Linked DNA regions of Homo sapiens: regions 1 and 3 are each linked to region 2. The links are chromatin loops, found by intact Hi-C in ENCODE. Cell type or tissue: PC-3. All regions are shown on one strand. Region 1 has its middle 150 kb from the start of LINC01811. Region 2 has its middle 47 kb from the start of LINC01811. Region 3 has its middle 180 kb from the start of LINC01811.

The links. Hi-C counts contacts between places; a loop is a spot of excess contacts. Peaks named below come from ENCODE experiments on the same cell type or tissue, not always from the same donor. Only the 100,000 strongest peaks of a DNase experiment are listed, where the experiment ranks them.
Region 1: a loop joins it to region 2, with 5 times the contacts of the local background. A loop is called at or near these places in 2 of 110 quality-filtered maps.
Region 3: it touches region 2 in a loop (12-fold over the local background); 3 of 110 quality-filtered maps call a loop at or near these places.

Annotation. Positions count from the first base shown.
Region 1 is chr3:34,006,834-34,014,833 of GRCh38, forward strand. No RefSeq gene overlaps it. Among named protein-coding and RNA genes, the nearest start is that of LINC01811, 150 kb to the right of the region's middle. RefSeq lists an enhancer at 5,164-5,458 and a silencer at 6,984-7,278. In PC-3, CTCF peaks have their summits at 4,653 (motif pointing left) and 4,856; DNase peaks (open chromatin) are centred at 2,608, 3,388 and 5,428; H3K4me3 peaks cover 961 bases; H3K27ac peaks cover 4,613 bases.
Region 2 is chr3:34,107,876-34,115,875 of GRCh38, forward strand. No RefSeq gene overlaps it. Among named protein-coding and RNA genes, the nearest start is that of LINC01811, 47 kb to the right of the region's middle. In PC-3, a CTCF peak has its summit at 3,665; a DNase peak (open chromatin) is centred at 3,686; H3K27ac peaks cover 926 bases.
Region 3 is chr3:33,975,922-33,983,921 of GRCh38, forward strand. No RefSeq gene overlaps it. Among named protein-coding and RNA genes, the nearest start is that of LINC01811, 180 kb to the right of the region's middle. In PC-3, a CTCF peak has its summit at 4,585 (motif pointing right); a DNase peak (open chromatin) is centred at 4,520.

The sequences.
Region 1 (8,000 bases), 100 kb before region 2:
GGGCTTTGACAGGCGCACAGTCTATTGTCCAGGAGAACCTGAGGGTTTGTATCCTCTATAGCATGGTGACCCTTAGCAACCATCACTATGTTGCTCTTGGTTCTCTGTTTCTGTCTGTAGCTGACTGAGCCCCTGCTTTAGGGTTTTGTGTTATGCCTCAGAATTGCAGGGGGTAGGTGGTATAGGTCACTTTAGAGCCTCAACATCCTGATTTCAGTTTAGGCTCTGCCACTTCCAAGTTCTGTATTTCTGGATATGTCTGTCAGCCTCTCTAAGCCTTAGTTTCCTTGTCTGTAAAATGGGGGAAATGATGCCTACCTTTCGGGATTGTGGTCAAGATGAAATGAGCTATCATGCGGGTAAAACCCCCAGGACATGGTAGAGGCTCTGTAATTGTCCTTTTTTACTCCCTTGCCTTGCTGTTGGAATGTTGTGGGGTTTGGAAAGGAAGGTGAGAATGACTTTCTTCCTCTCCAGAGCAGCTACAACCTGTGATCTGGGGGCAGGGAGACTCAGCTGTGAAAAAGCCAGCCTCATTTTGGTAGTTGGCAATGGTCCTAGGATGCCTGAATTCTGTGGCAGGGGAGACCTGCAGGGCTCATGCTGCAATGCCCCAGGTTGAACAAATGGGGTAAAGGAGACCAAGAGAGCTGAAATGACTTGCCCAGGACCACAAAGCCAGTGAGTGGCAGAGCTGGGGTCAACGCTTTGTTCTGTGTCCCTGCATTGGCCTGCCACCATGTCTTAGGAGAGCAGAGCACGTGCTTGTAAAGTAACTCCTGGCTCCAGGGTGCACAGTTGGACCTCAGTCTTTACCCCATAAATTCTTCTGTTACATGGGGAGCAGTGGTCAATTTCCAAACCAGGTAGATCGGCATGTTTCTCACTCCAGGAAGGTTTCCTGACCTCCTAACATCAAGGCAGGTGGCCCTGCTGGTTTCTCCTGGGATTCCTGTGCCCAATTTGTATGTTTATTTTTGTACTCCCTGCCCTAGACTATGAAGACATGATCTAGACTTTCTTGTTCCTCGTTGTGTGTCTAGGGCCTTCTGTATGCTCTAGGACTGAGTAGACCTCAATAACTGTGTGTATGGGTGAATGACTAGGCCAGTTGGGTCCATTCTGCTGTTGCTTCCCCTCAGACATTTTAGGCCCCAGTTTGAGTGTGAGTCTACCAGCAACTGCCTTCATCAGGAATGACTTCCTAGCCTCCTCGGGAAGCACCAGCCTGGGCATTGATGACAGGAACTCTAATGGTTTTTGGCCTAAGCTAGTAAAGACACATAGCATTGCTCACCTGGCTTCTTTCTACCTCTGAAACTTGGAGAATGACTTGAGTAGATGTAAAATGTACTCACCAAGACAGATGTTCAATATCTAGAATTGCAAGCCTACCAGAAGCTCTCCAAGTGCTGGGTAGTGTCCCTCACTGGGCTGCTTCACATGGGCCTATCCACCCTGATCACTTAGCACCCTGCCAGTGAATACCCACTGTCTGTTGGCTTGGTGGCTTTACCTCTGTGTAGGAAGGGGGATGAGCTAGCTGCTCAGAGCTCAGTCAGCATCAGCTTTCTCAGACCTGGGGGAGGGTCTCAGGGGAATGGTGACTCACTTAGAACAGGCTTCATTGCACAGAATGCCCTGTCCTGTGTTAAGCACAGCAGGAAGCTTTAACTAGATCATTGCATCTTCCCCCAGGAGGCAGCTAGCAAAGGTGGGAGGTGCGTAACATGGATGGGCTGCAGTGATTCTATAGAAATGGCAAGGAGAGACAGCTCTGAGATGGATTATGAGGGGAAAAATCCTCAGGGTTCACTGGACTTGTTGGGGGTTGGAGTAAGCATTGAGGAGGGCAGAGGAGAGAGAGGAATAAGATGAAACTCTGGGGAGGAACAGAGAGGCAGAGATGTAGTGATTAAAGTCTAATTGTTTCATGGCTTTTTCTTAAAACCACATTTTATTTGAAACTCACAAACTTCTGCTTCAAATTGTTTCATTGGTTATATTTGTCCTTGCTGCAAAATTTTGCAAATGAGACTAAATTCTCTGTAATGATATTTCTTTGTTGCTGTGATCATGCTTTTACTCAGCATAACAAATAGGCAGCTTGTTCAGAGTGAGGGTGGCTGCTGGGCTTCTAAAAACCTGGGAAATTCAAGAAGGAGAGTACATGACTTCAGCAAAACCTTATCACTGCACAGGTGGGGGCAACACTTGCTTCTTAGTCCAAGATCCTTTTTCTTTCCCTCCCTCCCTCCCTCCCTCCCTCCCTCCCTCCCTCCCTCCCTCCCTCCCTCCCTCCCTCCCTTCCTTCCTTCCTTCTTCTTTCCTTCATTATTCCCTCCCTCTTTCTCTCTCTCCCTTCCTCCTTTCCTTATTCATTCATCAGACATTTATTGAGCATCTACTATGCACCAGCTGGGATACAGCAATACATAAGACAAATATAGTTCATATCCATCTAGCATAGATATGGTAGGAGCTGAGTCATTGCATTCATTTATTTGTTCAATAAACATTCATAGAATACCTAATATTTGCTTATCTCTGTTCTAGGTATAAGGAATGCAGGGATGAACAAGAGAGAACAACAAATTCCCTTTGCTTTTGTGCAGGTTATAATCTGGGTGGGATGAGATGTTAAGCAAGGAGGTTCATAAAATAAAAATATAATGACACAGTTTGAAGTTTGCATATTGGTCCAATCCACATGGGTATCTTTCCTTCATTGGCTCAAGTTTCATGAATATGTTCATCCTGGAGCTATGGAAATGCACTCAAGAGGGGGTGGCTTCCTGGAAGGGAACATAAAATCTCAAGTTAATGTCTTACTCCCGTTCTGGTCATTCTTCCTTATCACAAAGAAGACTCAAGGGATTAGTGAGGCCCTTCAAAACTGTGTTGTGGGAAAACCAAAACCAGCGGTGCAAATAGTGAATTGCAGCCTCAGTTGGGACTCTTATTCTCATTGATTGAAGTGGTTTTATTATATTCCCAGTGGCTCCAGTCCTAACCTAGAAACCTAAGCCCTATACCTGCTGGGACAGGGTTCTGACATTTTATGGCAGAGGTAAGGTAGAAAGAGCCATATACATGATTGGTTTTACAATAATATTTCTGTAGCAAAATGATTTAAATACAAGAGGCGAACACCCAGCTCTCTTCCCAAACACCCTGTAGTAAGAAATAGAAGGCCTCTAAGACCTCATTCTCATGTCTACCCCTCACAGTGTTATCACACCAGACAGAGCAAGCATAGAAGCCCCAAAGACACTGACTACTTTCTGTCTACAGGTTTTTAGACAAACCACTTCTTCTCTCTTCCCCTATAAATAATGCTGATGTCACAGGGTTTTATGAGCATTTAATGACACATGCCTCATAAAAAGTATTTTATAATCAGTAAAGCACTGAATTTATTGCTGTTATTGGGTTATAGCAGTAATGTGGTCCTTGGTTCTCACTTTTGCAAATACAGAACCCTTAGGGGATTTGTGGCAGATTAGTTTTTCCAAAAATGGCCACAATAGCATCCTCCATCTCACGTGTGCATCATCCTTTTTTCTTTTTTTTTGAGACAGAGTCTTGCTCTGTCGCCCAGGCTGGAGTGCAGTGGCGTGATCTTGGCTCACTGCAAGCTCCCTCCCGGGTTCATGCCATTCTCCTGCCTCAGCCTCCTGAGTAGCTGGGACCACAGGTGCCCGCCACCATGCCCGGCTAATTTTTTGTATTTTTAGTAGAGATGGGGTTTCACCATGTTAGCCAGGATGGTCTTGATCTCCTGACCTTGTGATCCGCCTGCCTCGGCCTCCCAAAGTGCTGGGATTACAGGCGTGAGCCACCGTGCCCGGCCTTCACGTGTGCATCTTCAATATGACCTTGCCATGCCTTTCTCAAGAGATAATTTTCTTCATCTCCTTGACGCTGAGTTGACTCCAGACTGCTTTGACCAATAGCACAGTGACCCTGTGCCAGTTCTGGGGTGTAGCCCTTAGCCAGCCTGGTAATTTCTGCTTCCTGCCTCTTGGAGCCAGCTGCCATATAAGAAAGAAGTATGACTATCCTGAGACCACCAGATGATATGCCATGTGGAGGGAAAGAAAGGCCAAGGAGCAAAAAGGTATACTAAACATGAGTGAAGAAGCCATCTTGGAAGTGGATTTTCCAGCCCTGGCTTCCCAGATTCCCAGTTGAAATCTGGAAATCCCAACCCACTGAATTGTGGAAAAATAAAATAAATGTTGTGTGAACACACTAAGTTTTGAGGCTACTTGGTTACCCAGCAATAGAAAACGAAATAGTTACTTTTTTCCTCTTCTGGGTTTTGTATATCTTTTTCCCAAGGACTTGCTAATTGTATTGAATTGCGAAAAGCCACAGACTTTTCCAGCCCAGGAGGTCTGGTGTTCAAACCTTGACTCAGTCATCTTTTAGCTGTGTGTTCACATAACACTTTGAACTTCATTCAGCTTTTAAATCTATTATAGGGCCTTATAAGGCCTCCTAAAGATGCGGGGAGGCCACAATGAGCCAGTCCATTGAAAGTGCTTTGTAGCATTGTTTGGTCCTAAGTATGCTGTCAGGCATATGTTGTCAATCAAAAGAACCCACTGAAGCTCTGTGAGACACCTGCTGGTCAGTTCCACATCCCTGGTGAGGCTAGTTCCCTTTGGCATTTGTGTTTGATACATTCTGGGTCTACTTTTGAGATGGGACAGGGCAAAGCCTGCGTGGGACTGCATAGTGTGGAGGCTTCAGCTACAGCTCAGGAGTGCTGAGTACTTAGTGCATGTGCCAGGCCTGTCTGTAATTTCTAGACTACTTCTTTAATAGCAAACTCTTAATACTTCTATTTCACAGATGAGAAAACTGAGACTCAGAGAAGCTGATGTGGCTATACTAGTAATGACAGAACCAGGACAAGAAGTCAGATTCCTAGTCACCAAGTCCAGTAAGATTTGGGGCAATCACTTAGAATTTTTGACTTCAGCATAAGGTAAAGAAGATAAGAAAGTATCCAAGAGGCATACAATTTTAATCTGAAAGCATTGCAATATGATGACTCCTTAAACAACATAAGAAATTTGGAGTTCCTTTAAAGCTGCAAACACCAGAAGTTTACTCCTTCCAACTCATCATTCTTGGCAAAGTAGGCATAAATGGCACCTTATTCCTTCCATTTCCAGTTGGAGGTTCTTCTGTTTTGAGCATGTGTATTCCTCTTTTCTGGAAGTTTTTCTTGACAGAAGCAGAGAGGTTTTTGACAAACAACTTTAATATTCTTTGTGTCTGTGTGGCTGGCTCTAATAATCCTGCAAGCTTACAGGGTCACTGTTAAGATTAAATCTGAGTCATCGGAGGCAGATGTTGACACATCATTATTTAAATCCTGAGCTGCTGAAGGACTCTCATCCCCATGAGCTATGATTCACTGTCCAAACAAACACCCCAAATTCCACATAGCTTGCTGAGCAGGGACTCTGGACTCCATTAGGGGAAAAAGTTTGCCTTGCTTTGTGTGGTGAGAAAGCACTACTTTCTGTTGCAGAGGAAGCGTGGCCTACAGGGAGAAAGAGTGTTTCAGAAGACCTAGGCTCCTGTCTCATCTCTTGCTCTGGGCTTTCTTTTATTACCTGCTCTTCATAAACTTTCCCGTAATTTACACTTGCATGTTTACTTATATGTTATTGTTTTTTATTTTTTATTGAAGTATAATTTTTAAAGTAAAATGTGTTAAGTGTCCAGCTTGATGAAATTTTACAAATGTATACTCTAAGTCAGCACCATGCATATGACAACATGGAACATTTTCACCACCCCAGAAGATTCCCTTGTGCACCTTCCCGATCAATAACCCTTCAAGGTAACTGCTGTTCTGACTTGTGATGCCATGGATCAGTTTCCTCAGTTCTAGAATTTCATGTAGAAGTCAAATGGCACATACTCTTTTGTATCTGGCTCTTTTGCTCAGAAAAATACCTGTGACATTTATATGTGGTGTTGTGGATATCAGTGATTTGTTCCTTTTTATTGCTGAGTATTATCCCATTGTATGACTAGACCAAAATTTGTTTATTCATTCTCCTGTCAATGGATACCTGGTTTGTTTTCAAACTTTGGCTATTATGAATAAAGCTGCTGTACCTATTCTTGTATACATATTTTGTAGACATATGTTTTCATTTCTTTTGAGTAAATACCTAGAAATAGGATTGCTAAGTCATAGAATAGGCTGGTGTATGTTCGACTTTATCAGAAACCATCAAATAGTTCTTTCTAACACTTAATGTTTTCAGTCTTTTAAAATCTTAGCCCTTCTTGAGGGTGTCTACTAGTATCTCAATTTAACTTTCATTTTTCTGATGAATATTGATGCTGAGCACTTGTACTTATGCTTATTGACCATTTATATATCTTTTATTTCTGTGAAGTATCTGTGTAAATATTTTGCCCATTAAAATAGATTTTAATGGTAGAATGCATTAATAAAAATACTAGTCAAGGAATGGATTGCAGAACGAAGACAGAAAACTTGCAAGAGAGAGCCCTCAAGGGCAGCAGTAAAAACAATGGATACAGTTGTCCCCTTCTATCCTGTTTCCAACCCGTAATTGAGTGGAAGGCTTGAAGGATGCCATCGCTTGGCTTATTTAGAACAAAGAGATGCAAGTGGTAGGGATTGCAAACACACACACACACACACACACACACACACACACACACACACAGCATTGTGGAAGGAAGATGAGCTTAAAGGTCAGAAAATCTGTGTTCCAATCCTAGGAGCTCAGGAAATATTAAGAAAAGATGTCATTATCACACACTACTAACACCACTGGTGCAGAAATAAAATAGCGTTTATTGGGGGAAAATTCTTAAGTAGCAGAGTACAAGCAATTCTCTGAACTCTCATATTCCTATAGTTTGGGCCAGGTCTAGGGATGTGCAGCCCTGTGACCAAATTTCCAGAAAAGAGGAGATCCACCTCCATCAGGCTCCTTGTATTTATAGGTTTGGGGCAGGAAGAATATCTATGCAGCTACACAGCAATGGAGGCTTCTTGGTATCCTCAGGAAGAAGGAGCCTTGGAGCCCAGCAATTGGGTTGTTATCCACCTACACTTTTGTTGAGATAACTCAGACCTGTTGACCTTGCTGTTTGCTAAGTCACTAAAAATGGGAGACAAAACAAACTTTCAGAACTGTCTGGATTTGTCATTCAACAGGAGAGTTTTAATCCATGTAATCTCTCTGAGTCTCTGTTTTACCACGGATAAGATGGGGATAATACTATCTAGCATCTTGAAGAACTATTTGAGGATTAGAAGTAATCATGTAAAACACCAAGCACATTGCCTATGATCAAGTAAGAGCCTAACAAATACCAGTTTTCTTTATTTCAAGGAGAGAAAATTAAAATACTTGTTATCAATGTGAAAATTTTACACATATGGGAAATTTGGCTGGTTAGCTGACGCCAGCTCTATGCATGGCAGAGGCGTTTGCTCTCACTTGACATCACACTTCTCTATCTAAAACCTGGAAGGAGGCTTTTATGATAATGGCCTCTGGGGATTATAATGAGCGTGTGGCAAGGGCACATTTTCCTTATTTGCTGTGCCGCATTCATGTATTTGAGACTTTCGAGGTATAGTTGCTGGATGTTGGGGGAAGTAGCAATTGGATTGAAGCTGTATATTCCAGCACCCAAACAGTGGACTTTTGGATGGCCTAATTTGTGGAGGTGTACATTATGAAATGCCAGATTTTCATAATGGAAACATAAGAATATTAGAAAAAAATCAAGCTTTCCATGTATAATTCTCTTAATAAAATCTCTTGATTGTTTATTAAGGGATGTGGGTTGCTATGGTGACATAAAGGAGCAGAATTTGAAGAGGATTGAAATAGACATTCTAATAGGGACAGGCGTAGATTATATACACTTAGAGAAAACATAGATTTTTAGAAACAGGCTTGAGATATTGTGTAGAGTGTTCT
Region 2 (8,000 bases):
CTTAAAAAAGAAATTCCGGTTCTTCCTCTTTTTACCTTGTAGCCTTTCTTGAGTTTAGTTGCAGGCAAGCAGCTGTTATCTTTCAGTTTTTAGTGCTTCCCACCCTGCTTCCCGTAGCCTCCACCCAGAAGCCTTTGAAGTTTATCTAGCTCTACTGGACAAAATGGACCACAGTGATGCATGGACTAAGGGTACTAGGTTCTGGGTCCTGCACATTCTGCTGGACATCGCTTCGATACTCAATGCTGACATGTTTTACATTTCCAGTGGATTTTCATTTAAACTAAAAGCTTTCTACAACCTTGGACTTAGACTGGGTTCACTTAAAAGGCATTTCTCAGAACACTCAATTTTATTAATATCATAAAATAATGTATGTTAAATAGCTGGATCATTTTATATTCAGAAAACACTCTCAATTTGAACTGCTTTATTTGGATAGTGATTGAAGGATTCCTGTAATTGATCTTGCTAGGTGGCCTTGGAGAAGTTTGTCTGGAAGATGGAGATTGTGGGAGTGCTAGGAAGGCAATGCAGCCTGTGCCTTAGCACCATCCAGCACCACCCCTCTGCTACCATGGAGAACAAAAACATCTCTGACGTAGGCCCTACCCTTGGACTGCTTATACTTTAATTATTGAAATCAGAGCCTGTGCTTAATGATTCTGAAGCAATGATATGATTCTGGCAGCCATGTTAGAGTGGATGGAGCACTGTATTCGGACTTAGAAGACTGGTAGAAGTGAGAAACTTGAGTAAATAACAACCTCTCTGATCCTCTGTTTTCTCAACTCTAAAATATGGGTAATATTTAATATCGATTAGGATGTAGTTTTGAAAATATTAGAATCCACAGATGGCCAAATCTTTCCTTTTTCATCACCTCTTATGTCCACTGGTTTCTCAAGAAAGTTAAACACACAATAACAGAATAGGATCCAAAGTAGTATTTTACTGATACCTAGGCAAGAACCCCCCAAACTCCAATATACTTGCATTAATTATTTAGTGCTTACTGACATAAAAGAGCACATATTTCTTATCTTACAGATTCTGTGGGGCATAAATTTGGGCCTGGTTTAACTGGGTCCTCTGTTTCATGGTCTCTCATGAGACTATAATCAAAGGACCAGCCAAGACTGGGTCCTCATCTGAAAGCTCAACTGGAAAAGTCTGCTTCCAAGCTCACTTAACGTGACTGATGGCAGGATTCAGAGTCTTTTGAGCTGTTATACTGAGAGCCTCAGTTTCTTGTTGGCAGTTGGCCAGAGGCTGCCCTCAGTTTCTTGTCATGCAGTCCTCTTTAATTTATCACCTTGCTTCATCAAAGCCAGCAAAAGAGAGTTTGTTAGGTGTCTAGAATGGCTGGCAGCTGGCTAGGGCTTACTGTCTCCAGATGGTTCCTCATTGTTTTTTTTTTTTTTAACACAGCTGCTGGATCCTAAAAGTGTGAAAATGGAAACTGTTAGGTCTCTAAGGCTTAGATTACAGAATTTGTGTAATATTACTTCTGCCAGCTTGGTGCAGTGACTCATACCTGTAATTCCAGCACTTTGGGAGGCTGAGGCAGGAGGTTTACTTGAGGCCAGGAGTTTGAGACAAGCTTGGGCAACAGCAAGACCCTGTGTCTACACAGAAAAGATTAGCTTGGTGTGGTAGCACACACCTGTAGTCCTTGCTACTTGGGAAGCTGAGGCAGAAGAATCCCTTGAGCCCAAAAGTTCAAGGCTGCAGTGAGCTATGATTACACCACTGCACTCTAGCCTGGGTGATGGAGCAACACCCTGTCTCTAAACAAAACAAACAAACCAGCAAACCAAAAATCCACATTGCTTTAGCCCATATGCTATTGGTTGAAACAAGTTACAGGGCCAGCCTGGAATGAAGATTGGGGAAATAGACTCCACCTGTTGATGGAATGAGTGTCATGCATGTACTGGGATGGGCAGATTGCTGGCTGCCATTTTGCAGACAGTCTACCATAGCTGTGCACCTAGCCTTTTGCTTGATGTAGAAAGCAAGACTCAGCTTAAACATGTGCGGCAGTTGAAGTCATTCAAGCAAATAGAAGGTACCCTGAAGGCTTTGAAGGATCTTCCAGCTCTCAGGGGCCTATGTTTCCACTGAAAGCCATGACTGTTTTGCAGGAGACTCTGCTAGTACCAGTTCAAGGAAGGGGAAGTGAAAGCTGCTTGCTTGGTTCTAGACAGCACGTTTTATTTATCCCTGAGAAGTAAGACAGAAATGGAATGCCATCAGGATTTGAAAACATTTCTTTAAATATGATGCACTTAAATCCAAAGGCAGGTAATGAATTTTATTTCATGAGTAAAGCTTCAATATCTTTGATGAGCATATGCAACAAAAGCTGAAAACAAAAGGCATAAAATTACCATGGTGATGGCTAATTGTGTTGAATCTGCATATATTAGTTCCCAGTGACACAAATAACACTCTGGTAGGCTAAAGTGCTAAGACACAGAAAGTATTGTTCTGTTTAAAATGAAAATCACAGTCTGCTTTGATTAAAAAATAACATTAGATATATTAATATTGGCAAATTAAATACTGTCTAATGGTGAACAGAAAAGAAAATCATCATTTCCCCTCCAAACTATTTGAGAATCCAGTTTAGGATTATTGTGCTAGGGACAGGAATATGGTGATAAGCTCTGTACTAGAGGGACTTTTGAAATAGAATATTGATCTTTGGGGTCTTCCTCTTTCCTTTCAGCAGCATTTTTTGCACTGGCATTCTTTTCTCCAGATACCCAATTGTCTCCTCTGTAACTGGCACTGTGGTAGGAACTACAAGAAAGATAAAAAAGAAATATGAGGCTGAACTTTACAGTCATAACCAGTAGGCCTCAACACCTGCCAACTTTGGGCAAATAATTTACTTATGTGAAACTCAATTTCCTCATATGTAAAATGCGGAGAATGTGCACCTTGAATAAGATAATGACTATAAAGCATCCAGAACATATCATTTGTTAATGATATTAGTTGGAGAGATAAGGCCAGTTCACTTGAAATAATGGCAGAGTCAGGGAGACACTACAGTTATGTGTCAAACTGTCATTTGGGCTCCAAATTCTGGGGAACTTCAGAAAAGGAGGTCAGGCTTCCTGAATAAAAGGAGGCTTGAGCTGGGCATATCAATTGAGCAGACAAGTGCTGAGAGTCTGCACTTGCAAAGCATCTTATAAAGGATGGTGTGAAGGCAGAAATAGGCATGTTGGTGGGCAAGAGGGAGACTTAAATAATGTGCATGAAAGTGATGGCAACTAGTGTTGGGATTGCATCACAGAGGGTCATGAAATCCCGGTACAGGAGCATAGGATGTGATGGGTCTGTCTAGCAAGCAGGCTCCAGTTCTTAATGCCCTTAAGAAATCATATATATTCCTAATTATTTTAAGTTTGTGTAATGTGCCTTTTTCCCTGGAACCATTTCAGTTTCCTTTTTTCTTTCTTTTTCCAAATTATAATCCAATCTTCACCCTATAGTGCACTGTTTACTTTGAAGTGCAATTAAAGGACTGGGCCAAAAAGCAAATGGAGCACATCTTGCCAACTCTACCTGCAAAGTGCTTTACATTTGCTTAACTGTGACTCAGATTCGGAACGACCTGAGAAGGAACGGGCAGTGGTGTTTGGGTGCTGACAGCGCCATCTATTACCTTGCTGGCAGCCAGGAAAGAGAGCCAGTGGAACTATTTGAGAAAGGATGAACTAGGAAGCAAATAGTGATTCAAGATGAATAATAATTTCTCATACCTGTATTGTGATTTACAAGTCTTTAGAATGCTCTCACAGTCAGTAACTCATGTAATTCCTAGGACAACCCTATGAGGTTATTAAAGAAAATGCTGTCCTCATTTTACACATGGGAGAGCTGAAATTGAAAGAAAAAAGTCTTGCCCAAGTTTACAAAGCAAGTCAATGCAGAGGTAATTGGAAACTCAAGTTGTTACTTTCACCCATCAAATGTCTGTTCTGTGTTAACTGCTCCGGAATCCTCTGCCTCACTGTGTTGGTGGTAGACTGGAGGACACTATATTATGGATTAAATAGTTAGGGAACCAGCCAGGAGGCTATTTTTGGTGAATCAGACATGAGGTGAGGAGGGGTTGCATGATACCAGAGCTTCACTCTCTTATGATCCCTTTGGGCATTGTTTTTCAGTCTCCCAGTTGGCTCCCTTCCTCTCTGCTTAAGCATTGGCACCTCCCACTGTTTGGCTGTTGCCTCTATTCTCTTCTCTCTCTCCATGCTCCCATGGGTGAAGCCACTCTCTATAAAAGTCATTAACTTTTAGGATCCATTCTTTTTTTTTTTTTTTGAGACAGAGTCTTGCTCTTTTCACCCAGGCTGGAGTGCAGTGGTGAGATCTCGGCTCACTGCAACCTCCGCCTCCGGAGTTCAAGCAATTCTCTTGCCTCAGCCTCCCGAGTAGCTGGGGTTACAGGCACCCACCACCACGCCCGGCCAATTTTTGTATTTTTAGTAGAGATAGGGTTTTGCCATGTTGGCCAGGCTGAGTCTCGAATTCCTGGCCTCGTGATCCGCCTGCCTCGGCCTCCCACAGTGCTGGGATTACAAGCGTGAGCCACCGCGCCCGGCCGATCCATTCTGTATTCACAGTTCCAGCCCAGACAGATCTCCCAAGATCAAGATTTGTTTAAGGACAGTTTCTTGACTCACTGGGTTTCACCCTTCCCCTTTGTCTCTTGAATCATATTCTATCTTTTATTCCTTCCCTCTCCTGAATCTTAAAATTCTTCCTCTTCAGGAATCCTTCTTATTAGTATTTAAAACACTCAAATTTCTCCTGTTTGAAAATTAAAATAGAAAACTCTTCCCCATTTTTTTGAACACATGTCCCTCTTCAAATATAGCCCTATTTCTCTTCTCTCCTCCACATACAAACTTTGCAGAGCATTTTGTGTACTTGCTGTCTCCATTTTTCACCTCCCATCTATACTTCTCAACCCACTCCAGTCTGGCCTCTGTCCTCATCATGCCTAGCTCTTGCGAGGATCCTCAATGACCTCTGCATCACTAAGTCCAGTGACATTTTCTGTGCTCATGTTATAAGACGCAGCAGAAATCAATGCAGTGAACCATTTCATTATCCATGGAACATTTTTACCTTGGCTTCTGTGACACAAAGTGCTCCTGGGCCTTTTCTCCTCACTCTATACGTAATTACCAAGTGATTTTCCAAATCTTCAGACCAGCTATATGGAGGCAACTCTCAACCTTACAAATCTAGCCTACACATATGTTCTAATCCTCAGATCTGCATAGTCTAACTCTCAACAAAGTTTCCCCTTGGACAGCTCCAAGGCTTGGCCAGGACAGAATAAATTTACCCGGTGTCAGTGTTTCTCATTTCTAGAAGGTGTTTGTTTTTTTTTTCTTGGTTGGGAGGAGGAAGTCTCAATAATTTTTTTTCTTTTCTTTTTTTTTTTTTGCAATGTAGTCTTGCTTTGCTGCCTAGGCTGGAGTGCAGTGCAGTGGTGTGATCTCGGCTCACTGCAACCTCTGCCTCCCAGTTCAAGTGATTCTCTTGCCTCAGCATCCTGAGTAGCTGGGGTTATAGGCATGTGCCACCATGCCAGACTAATTTTTGTATTTTTAGTAGGGATGGGGTTTCACCATGTTGGCCAGGCTTGTCTCAGACTCCTGACCTCAAGTGTTCTGGGGGCAGTTCATCTCATCTTGCTGGCTCTTAACCAGAGCTTTTAGGAGAGGTGGCCTAATGGGTTGGTCAGGACTGTTACTCTACCCCTCACTCCCTGTTCTGAGAAAAGTAGCATTGTTTTGGAGGAAGGTCATTCTTGCTGCCTTGAACATACCAGATTTTGCCACAGTGCAGTGCCCAGCAGGGTCGTTGTAAACCATGGTGACTAAACCATCCCTTTCACCAAGAAGCTTAACCTAACTATTCCTTTCTCATTCATTTAAATTTTGTTTCTTTCACATCTAAATGTATTATGCATGTTGTCTTTAAGGATATCTTCTGTTAGCCCTTGGAAATAAAAAACTGCCTTGTATTTTCTTTTTTTCCCCTCACATTTCTTCCATGTTTTTCTTTCTTTTTTGTAGCTCTTTGTTTTTAGACATCATGCCTTTCTTTTTCTTCTTCTTCATTTCTTTCCTTTTAATTCCACACTCAGCCTGTTTGGTGGATGCTGTGGTTTCTTGCTCAGATTCTCTTTAGGAGGCTGGTGAAGCCAGTCCTCAGCTGCTATGTGTGTTGGTTGCTAAAGATTTATTAATTCCAGAGAAGTACTCTATGAGGGAGAGTACATAGCTAATGGTTGACTTGCATGTGGGAACAAAAGCCAGCACTTTGAGGGAAGGGAATTCTGTGGAGCAACTCATATTCAAGCTCCCAATGGGAGATGGCAAAGCTGACTTCTGCTGAGACCACACTCTTTTTTAATTTGCTTTATTTTCTTATTTACTGATTCTTAAATTTTTATTTTTTTGTGAGCACATAGTAGGTGTGTGCATTTATGGGGTGTTTGAGATATTTTGATACAGGCATACAATGCATAATAATCATATCAGGGTAAATGAGGTATCCATCACTTTGAGCATTTATCCTTTCTTTGCGTTACAAACAAATGCAATTATGCTTTTTTAGTTATTTTTAAATGTACAATAAACTATTGTTGACTGTAGTCACTCTGTTGTGCTATCAAATACTAGATATTATTCTTTCTATCTAACTATATTTTTGAACCCATTAACCATCCACACTCCCCTACCCATTACCCTTCTTAGTTCTTCAAATGTTTGGTAAAATGCAGTAGTGAAACCATCATGGCCTAACATTTTCTTTGCTGGGAGACTTTTTATTATGTCTTCAATTTCGTTACTTGTTATTGGTCTGTTCAGGTCTTGGATTTCTTCATGGTTCAGTCTTAGTAGGTTGTATGTGTCTAGGAATTTATCCATTTCATCTAGATTTTCCAATTTAGTGGCTCATAAATTTAGTAACTTTTGGTAGCCTCTAATGATTCTTTGAATTTCTGTGATACTGCCTGTAATGTCTCCTTTTTCATCTCTGATTTTATTTATTTGTGTCTTCTCCCTTTTTTCCTTCATGAGTTTGGCTGATGGTTTGTCAGTTTTATTTATCTTGTCAAATAAACAAATTTTCATTTTATTGATCTTTGTATTGTTTTCAGTTTTGTTAATTTTTGCTCTAATCTTTATTATTTCTTTTCTTCTACTGATTTTGAGTTTGGTTTGCTTTCGCTTTTCTAATTCTTCAAGATGCACACCCTTAGGTTGTTTATTTGAAATTTTTTTACTTACAGCTATAAAATTCCTTTTTAATACTGCTTTTGCTTTATAGCCCATAGGTTTTAGTATGTTGTGTTTACATTATCATTTGTTTCATGAAAATTTTTAATTTTCTTCTTAATTTTTTCACTGACTCACTGGTCATTCAAGAGCATATTGTTTATTTTCCATGTGTTTGTATAGTTTCTAAAATTCCTTGTGTTATTGATTTCTAGTTTTATTCCACTGTGTTCAGAGAAGATGTTTGGTATTATTTCAGTTTTTTGAATGTTTTAAGAGTTGTTTTGTAGTCTAACATGTGATCCATCCATGAGAATGATGCATGTGCTGAGGAGAAGAGTGTATTCTGCATCATTGGATGCAATGTTCTGTAAGTATCCATTAGGTCCATTTGGCCTATAGTGCAGATTAAGTCTGATGTTTCTTAGTTGATTTTCCATCTGGATGATCTGTCCAATGCTGTAAGTGGAGTGTTAACATCTGCAGCTATTATTGTATTGGGATCTATCTCTTTCTTTAGCTCTAATAATACTTGCTTTATATGTCTGGGTGCTCCAGTGTTGGGTACATATATATTCACAATTGTTTATCTTCTTGCTGAATTGACCCTTTTTCATTAAATAACAACCTTCTTTGTCTCTTTTTATATTTTTTTGTCTTGAAATCTGTTTTATCTGG
Region 3 (8,000 bases), 130 kb before region 2:
GGTGGAATTAGTAGCTAGCAGCTGGCATGCTTTTAAATCTGACTTCTCTTTCTTAAAGACAAATAAGATTGTCTTAGTCTGTTTATGCTGCTATAACAAAATACCACAAACTGTGTATCTTATAAACAACAGATATTGGTTTCTTACAGTTCTGGAGGCTGGGAAGTCCAAGATCAAGGCAGATTTGGTGTCTGGTGAGGACCTGCTTTCAGACTCACAGACTGTGCCTTCTGACTGTGTTCTTACACGACGAAAGGGGCAAGGGATCTCTTTCAGACCTCTTTTGTAAGGACAGCAATCCCAATCATGAAGGCTGTGCTCCCATGACCTAATCACCTCCCCAAGGCCTCACATCTAAAACCATCAACTTATGAATTTTGTGGGGGACATCAGCATTCAGACCATAGTAGGGATTAAAGGCAGCAAACAAAGAACTAGCTGAACTGGAGACAAAGAAATTATTCTGTGTCTGTGGAAGAATGGATTAAGAAAGAGTGGGCAAGCAAGGAGTAGGGACAAAGAGAGGAGGGTTGTTTTTGCATCTGGCCCTTAACTCAACAACTTTCTTTTGTATCTCTCCACTTTCAGGATTCACTGAGGTTGTTGGGCTCCTGTGGGAATAGGTTAGGTGGACGCAATTATCATGGCTGATAAATAAATGGCATTATAGTGTCACAATGAAACTCAGCACTTGAGAATTCACAACACTGGGCAGTTTATGAAGTACTTTCTCATGGGGTCTTATTTGTGCCTTCGATGACCTCTGAAGTGATATTGTCAAGAAGACTGGACAGACCTGTCATTTGACCAGCACCCCTTCTCCCTGTGAGGAGAAGGGGCATGGCAATCAAATCGTCATAAGCTGGCCCAGTGAGAATGGACCAAAGTCCCAGTGTTTAATGACATTAGGCAAATAGTTGGGCAGCACACTGGGCCGGTGAACTCTAAGGGCTGGGGCCTCCCTTTCTTGGGATATGCACTGTCAACTGTTGCCTCTGAGTCTCTCTATTATGGGGTCAAAGTAGAGCTCTCTCCCCCTTCTGATGGACACTTTTTTTGTTGTTGTTGATGTTGTTGCTGTCCTGATTAATGCCATGGATACAAATAAAGCCAGTTCATTGCTCTTGTTGCAGATGGCACGAAAAACATTTTGTCTCAGATGCCATTTGCACAAGTGACCTCATCCATTATGTATTGGTTTTATAATTTAGCCCAGCCTTTCAGATGCCCATGGAATGTCACCTACTCATGGGCATTATTATTCACAGCTTATAAAAGGAAAACAAGGCTTAGAGAAGTTGGTATGGGAGATTTTTCAGACATTTTTTTTCAGAGGTTCATGAAAGCCATAAATAAAGCCTCTCAGAAAATGGGAGAATCTAATGCAGGTTTATGACTCCAAACTCTGAGTTCTATGCACCCTCATGCCTTCTCCACGTTGGTTCCCTGCAGAGTTAGAATGAGGAGATTCCCATTGTACTGCCTCTTTTATTGCACAATCATATCTGGATGTGCTATATTGTTGTGTGAGGTTGGATGATGAGGAACAGGGAAGCTTGAGAGAAGTCTGGATAGAGAAGAGTAAACTTGAAGAAAGTAGGAACCAAACAAAGCAGGACTATGGAGATGCGTACTTTCTCCCATCTTGGGGAAAAATGAGTGATTTAGTGAAATAGAGGACTTGAGAGATAGGTGCAAAATGGGTGATGCCATGACCAGGACCTGCAGTCTGACTTCCAGGCTGGGCTAGCCTAATCTTTGTCCATCATTTTTTCTTTCACTGGAGCACCTCTCCTGCTAATACATGGCTGTGTCACTGGGTGACAGAAGCTGTTGTCTTGCCATCAAGAACACTTGGAGGTGATGGGTAGGAGGCAGCTGCTGTCCCCAGAGGTTTGGAATGCAGCAGGAACAGCTCCCACAGTGGTGTACACCCTGATTCATTTTCAATCTAAAATAATTAATGTTTGATCAACAGATTAAAAATGTAATTAGGAATGGGTGCATGTTCATTCAGATAGAATATCCTCGGGCACACTATAGTCTCTTTTCCTCTCCACTCATGCCCACCTACAGGTGGTGTTTTCAGACTCCCAAACCTTTTCCTTTTTCTTTTTTTTTTTGAGATGGAGTCTCGCTTTGTCTCCCAGGCTGAAGTGCAGTGGTGTCATCTTGGCTCACTGCAACCTCAGCCTCCTGGGTTCAAGTGATTCCCCTGCCTCAGGCTCCCAAGTAGCTAAGATTACAGGTGCATGCACCATGCCTGGCTAATTTTTGTATTTTCAGTAGAGACGGGGTTTCACCTGGTTGACCAGGCTGGTCTTGAACTTCTGAGCTCAAGTGGTCTGCCTGCCTCGGCCTCCCAAAGTGCTGGGATTATAGGGGTGAGCCACCGTGCCTGGCCTCCTTTTTCTGTTGGAGTGTTTATCTTTGTCTGCCTTGGCCCTGGCAAGATTTTTTTTCTCCCATTATCATGATAGCAAGTGAATTAGTGAGTGTTTTAGATCACATCTTACCTCCAAGAAGAAAGGGGAGATAAAAATAATCTCATATTTGCTCTAGGTTTGGTCAGCTCATTCCTGCTATGCAAGCATGTTAAAAGCAACCACTATAAAAAGAAGAAATTAACTCTGCAAAGCCAAAACCCAGAATTATAAGAGATGCTCAGCAAATCTTCACTATGGTCAGGCTCTTGGGCTGGGCAGGTACCACCCGGGAATGTAAGTGTGAAGTCAAGCATCCAAACACTGTGCCTGGGCCTAAGCAGACTCCATATGGGACTAGCTCCTTTCCTCACTCCCTGGTTCTGATGGAAAGTCATGGATGCTTGGCCTAGCTGTGATGATATGATGTGGAAATTTCAGTGTCCTGAGCAGAGGTGCTGGGAAAGGAATGGTAAAAGTTCCCTGGGGCAGTGTGGGCAATAGAGCAATTACCATGCTTCCCACTGGACTTCACAAGAGCCTCAGAATCCAGATGATCCTCTTCTGCCCTTCTCTAGAGGATAAGCCTTGCTGCTTTCCCAGGGAACCATAATTCTTCAGCACTTGATGGTGAAATTGTCTGTTTTTCAGCATCTCAGTTCCACAATTGCACCTCATTTACAGTATTGCTTAAGTGTCCCTGAGGGCCCCTGCAGAGCCACCAGAGAGTTTGTCCACAAAGAGAAAACTCTTCAAGCCTTTACCTCCCAGGATCTTACTGCATCTGCTGGCCTATCTGGTAGAAAAGCTGTAGGATTTTGACTTACATTTTTTTGGGGGGAGGGAGTAGAGTCACTAGGGGGTTGGCTTGAGCCAGGATGAGCGGAGAACCCATGGAAACAACTTAAGCCAACTTGATTTCTTTCAGAATCCCATGTGCTCACTCAAAGATTGCATGGGATTTACTGTTAAGGAACCAGGTGAGTCAAAATCTTTCTAAAGAGATTCTGAAAAATATCTCTTATTATTTCTTATTAAATTTAAATAACTCTTTTTGGGATTATAAATAAACTTTTCATTACTCACTTGAAGGTAATAAATCCTGTGATTATTCTGCTCTGAAGTATTATGTCCCAGCTTGCCTTTTCCTGCCATCCAACTTGTGCCTAGCTTTACCTCACCCACCACCAGTTGGTATGTGTTTAAGAAATGAAAAAGAATTTTAATATATGCCAAGGTAAAATATAATTAGTCTTGTAAATCTTCTGTTTAAAAGGGCATGAACAAATTCCCCAGACTAAATAGAAATTACTTCTGGATTGTCTTCTATTTTCAATTATTTCTATTATCTGTCCCTTTTTTTTATCATGGGTAATCAAAAGTTGATCATATTTTCAAGAAACTGAGCCAAAACAAAGCAGAGTAAACAAAAAACCATAATCAGGGGACAAGGTAGGGGGGAAAATGTGAATGAGCCATATAGATGCTTTGTGCATCAACTGTGTGTTTATCTATCCATCCATTCATCCATCCATCCATCCACTATTTAGTTTGTCTGTACATGTGAAGTATGATTCTTAGAGCTGGATATCAGGGTAGAAATCCCAAAGGCTTTAAAGTTACAATGGCCTGGGTTATAATTTTGACTTTAAATTTATGCTAGTTGTGAGTTCTACAAAACTCACGATTTCTGCAGCCTCAGGTTGCTCATCTCTACAATGGGTTTCCAAACCCCTCCTTTACAGGGGTTTGCTATTATGTACCTGGAACAATACCTTGTATATACGAGTTTCATAAATATTGTCTCTCTTGTTTCACGTTTCCTTATCCTTCTCCTGATTAACTGATAGGCACCTTGAAGAAAAGTCACATTAAAATGGAGCTTACCCAGACCTTCCTGTCTTGTCGTTTTTGTTAAGAGAAGTAATTGAAGAAAATAACAGTGAACAATGTGGCACATAAGACGGCCCAATGCACTCTAAAAGTTAATGTTTTCCAAGGATGTCTCATACCCCAGAAGATGAGACTCAAGCTTGCAGACCTGGAGCATCCTGGGATCTTGGCCAAGCCAAACATCCATGAGATGCCAACCATGCATTCCGTTATACTGGACTGGTCTTGTGGAGCTGCTGCCCAGCATCTCCCTTACGCTAGATGGAGCTACCATTCCATTATATGTTAAATTCCAGAGTTCAACAGGTGTGATTTCCTATTCCCATTCTATTAGTCCCTGTTAGAATCTGTTAGAACTAATCTCAACATGCCATCCAGCTGAGTTTGCCTCAGTGACTGTCAAGTGCCTGAGTCTCTCTGGCATTCTATCCTCAACTGTACTTTTATACTCTGTGGTTCTATTCCTCCCTTATTCCGGGATTTCTTAACCCAAGGTTTCCAGCACTATTGGCATTTTGGGCTGGTTAACTCTTTGTTATGGGAGGCTGTCCTGTGCATGTTTAGTAGCATCCCTGACTTCCACTCACTGGGTGCTGGTAATATGCCCTCAGCTATGACAACCAAAATGTTTCCAGGCCTTTCCAAATTTGGGGGGCAATATTGCCCCTGATTGGGAACTGCTGTTCTAATCTAACCCACACCTTCCATTATGCCCTCCGAAAGTGAAGTGTCACCAGGAAACTCATCTCTAACCTCGTCTCTGAATTTTTCTGTTTCCTTTCTCCAATTGGAACTTGGTATTCCCTTGGTTGTCTCAAATGGAGGCTGTTTCGTCTCCAACACAGTACCTACCTAAGAGCCAGGAGGTGAAATAAGTGTCCTCTTTGCTCCCCACTGATGCTTTGAAACAGGCATTTACCTTACAGCCCACAAAATCTGCCCCTTTCAAGCTTATAACATCTGGTAATGCTATTCTTTTCTACTCTTTCGTGTATGGTCCACTGACTGCCTCATCTCTCCCCCTTATTCACAGGAGAATTCAGTACTTGGTTACTTTCTTATTCTTCTAAACACTTCCTAAACACTGCCATCATTCTCAGTGTTTTTAGCATCCACACTGATGACTTCAACACCATGACCTCTTTGTTTCTGGCCTGATTTTCAATGACCAGTTAAATTACCAAATAAATGATGGAACACTGAAAACGTACCAGGCACTGTTCTAGATCCAAGGGCTACAGGAGCAATGGAATAGATATGATTTCTGCTCTCATAGAGTTTACATTATTAGAGTGGAGAAGTGCAAACAATATGCAAATAAATATATGAAAATTTCATTTTGATAGTTGCTATTAAAGGAATAAGCAGGCTCTTGTGGATAGGGAACAAGAGGGTTGGAGGGATGAATTTGCATAGCGGGGCAAGGAAAATCTTTTCTGAGGTGGTAAAATGTTGAGTTGAGACTTGAGAGATGAAAAGGTGTTGACCATGCAAACAGCAATGGGAGGAAAAATTCAGGAAGAAATGGGAAGTCCAAAGGCTTTGGGGGTGGTAATGAACATGGAATTCAAGGAATAGAAAGTTGGCCTGCATGTCTGGGGAGTAGTAAGTGAGAGAGAGTGGTACTGGAAGAGATGAGTTTATGAGGTAGATATGTGTGCCTTTGTTGATTTGGTTGTTTGTATCTCATGTGCAGAAAATTGAGTTGATTATTCTCAGTTTATGACACCATGTCATTGTTGGTCTAATGGCTGCCCTTTTTAATTTTTAAATGTATTTTTCCTCTTTATCCCCAATTTTCAATCTAATTTTCCTACCTCCCATATGCTTCCATTTTGTGTATTTTTTGTATATATCTTTCTATTCTACTTTCCATACATCTGTTTACATACATAGTAATATATGTATGTAATACATATAGAAATATACATAGAAATATCTTCTGACCTGCTCCACACTGAGCTCATTGTTCTCCAGGATTGTTGCACAGTTGTGTCTTGGGATCTCTCTTCACTATCACCCTGAGAATGTCTTTCATTTCTGGGTTTTCTTGCCTTCCTCTTTCTTGGCCTACTCTTTTGTTTTTGCGGAACACATCCTACTGAGAAACGATAGATATTTTACTGAGAGTGTTATATGACAGAAAATGTCCTTATCTTCACACTTAATTATAACTTTGGATATAAAATTCTTGATTGGAAATTATTTCCCCTCACAATTCTGATGACATTGCACATTGATTTCCAGCGTCTGGTAGTGCTTTTGAGAAGTTCAATGTTATTTGGATCCTTGATGCTTTGTATACAGGAAGCATTTTTTTCCTGCTCAGGAATGTATAACTTCTTCTCTTTACTTCCCAAGTCCTGCAATTTTTAAATGATGGGTCATAGTGTGGGTCAGTTGTTTTCTTGTGTGCTGAGTACTTTGTGAACCTTTCAATTTGGAAACTCGAATCTTTCAGTGCCTGGCTAGTTCCTTGAATTATTTTATTGATGATTTCTTTCCACCATGTTCTTTGTTCTCTCTTTCCAGAGTGCCTGCTGTTTGGAGTCATTCTTATCTTTTCTCTTTATTTCTTTTTTTAAAATTTTACTTTAAGTTCTGGGATACATGTGCAGAACATGCAGGTTTGTTACATAGGTATACGTGTGCCATGGTGGTTTGCTACACCTACTGACCTGTCCTCTAACTTCCCTCCCTTTGCTCCCCATCCCCAGACAGGCCCCCGTGTGTGATGTTCCCCTCCCTGTGTCCATGTGTTCTCCCACTTATGAGTGAGAACATGCAGTGCTTGGTTTTCTGTTCCTGTGTAAGTTTGCTGAGAATGATGGTTTCCAGCTTCCTCCATGTCCCTGCAAAGGACATGAACTCATCCTTTTTTATGGCTATATAGTATTCCATGGTGTATATGTCCCACATTTTCTTTATCCAGTCTATCATTGATGAGTATTTGGGTTGGTTCCAAGTCTTTGCTATTGTTACAACCCAACCCAAATGGTTATCAATGATAGACTGGATAAAGAAAATGTGGCACATATACACCATGGAATACCATGCAGCCATAAAAAAGAATGAGTTCATGTCCTTTGCATGGACATGGATGAAGCTGGAAACCATCATTCTCAGCAAACTAACACAGGAACAGAAAACCAAACACTTCGTGTTCTCACTCATAAGTGGCAGTTGAACAATGAGAACACATGGACACAGGGAGGAGAACATCACACACAGGGGCCTGTCAGGGGGTGGGGGCAGTGGGAGAGATAGCATTAGGAGAAATACCTAATGCATGTGGGGCTTAAAACCTAGATGATGGGTTGATGGGTGCAGCAAACCACCATGGCACATGTATAGCTATGTAACAAACCTTCATGTTCAGCACATGTATCCCAGAACTTAAAGTATAGAAAAAAAATATGTGTACATGTGTCTTTATAATGGAATGATTTGTATTCCTTTGGGTATATACCCAGTAATGAGATTGCTGGGTCAAACGGTATTTCTGGTTCTAGATCCTTGAGGAATTGCCATAGTGTCTTCCACAATGGTTGAACTAATTTACATTCCCACCAAGAGTGTAAAAGCATTCCTATTTCTCCACAGCCTCGCCGGCATCTGTTGTTTCTTGACTTTTTAATAATCGCCACTCTGACTGGCGTGAGATGGTATCTCATTGTGGCTTTG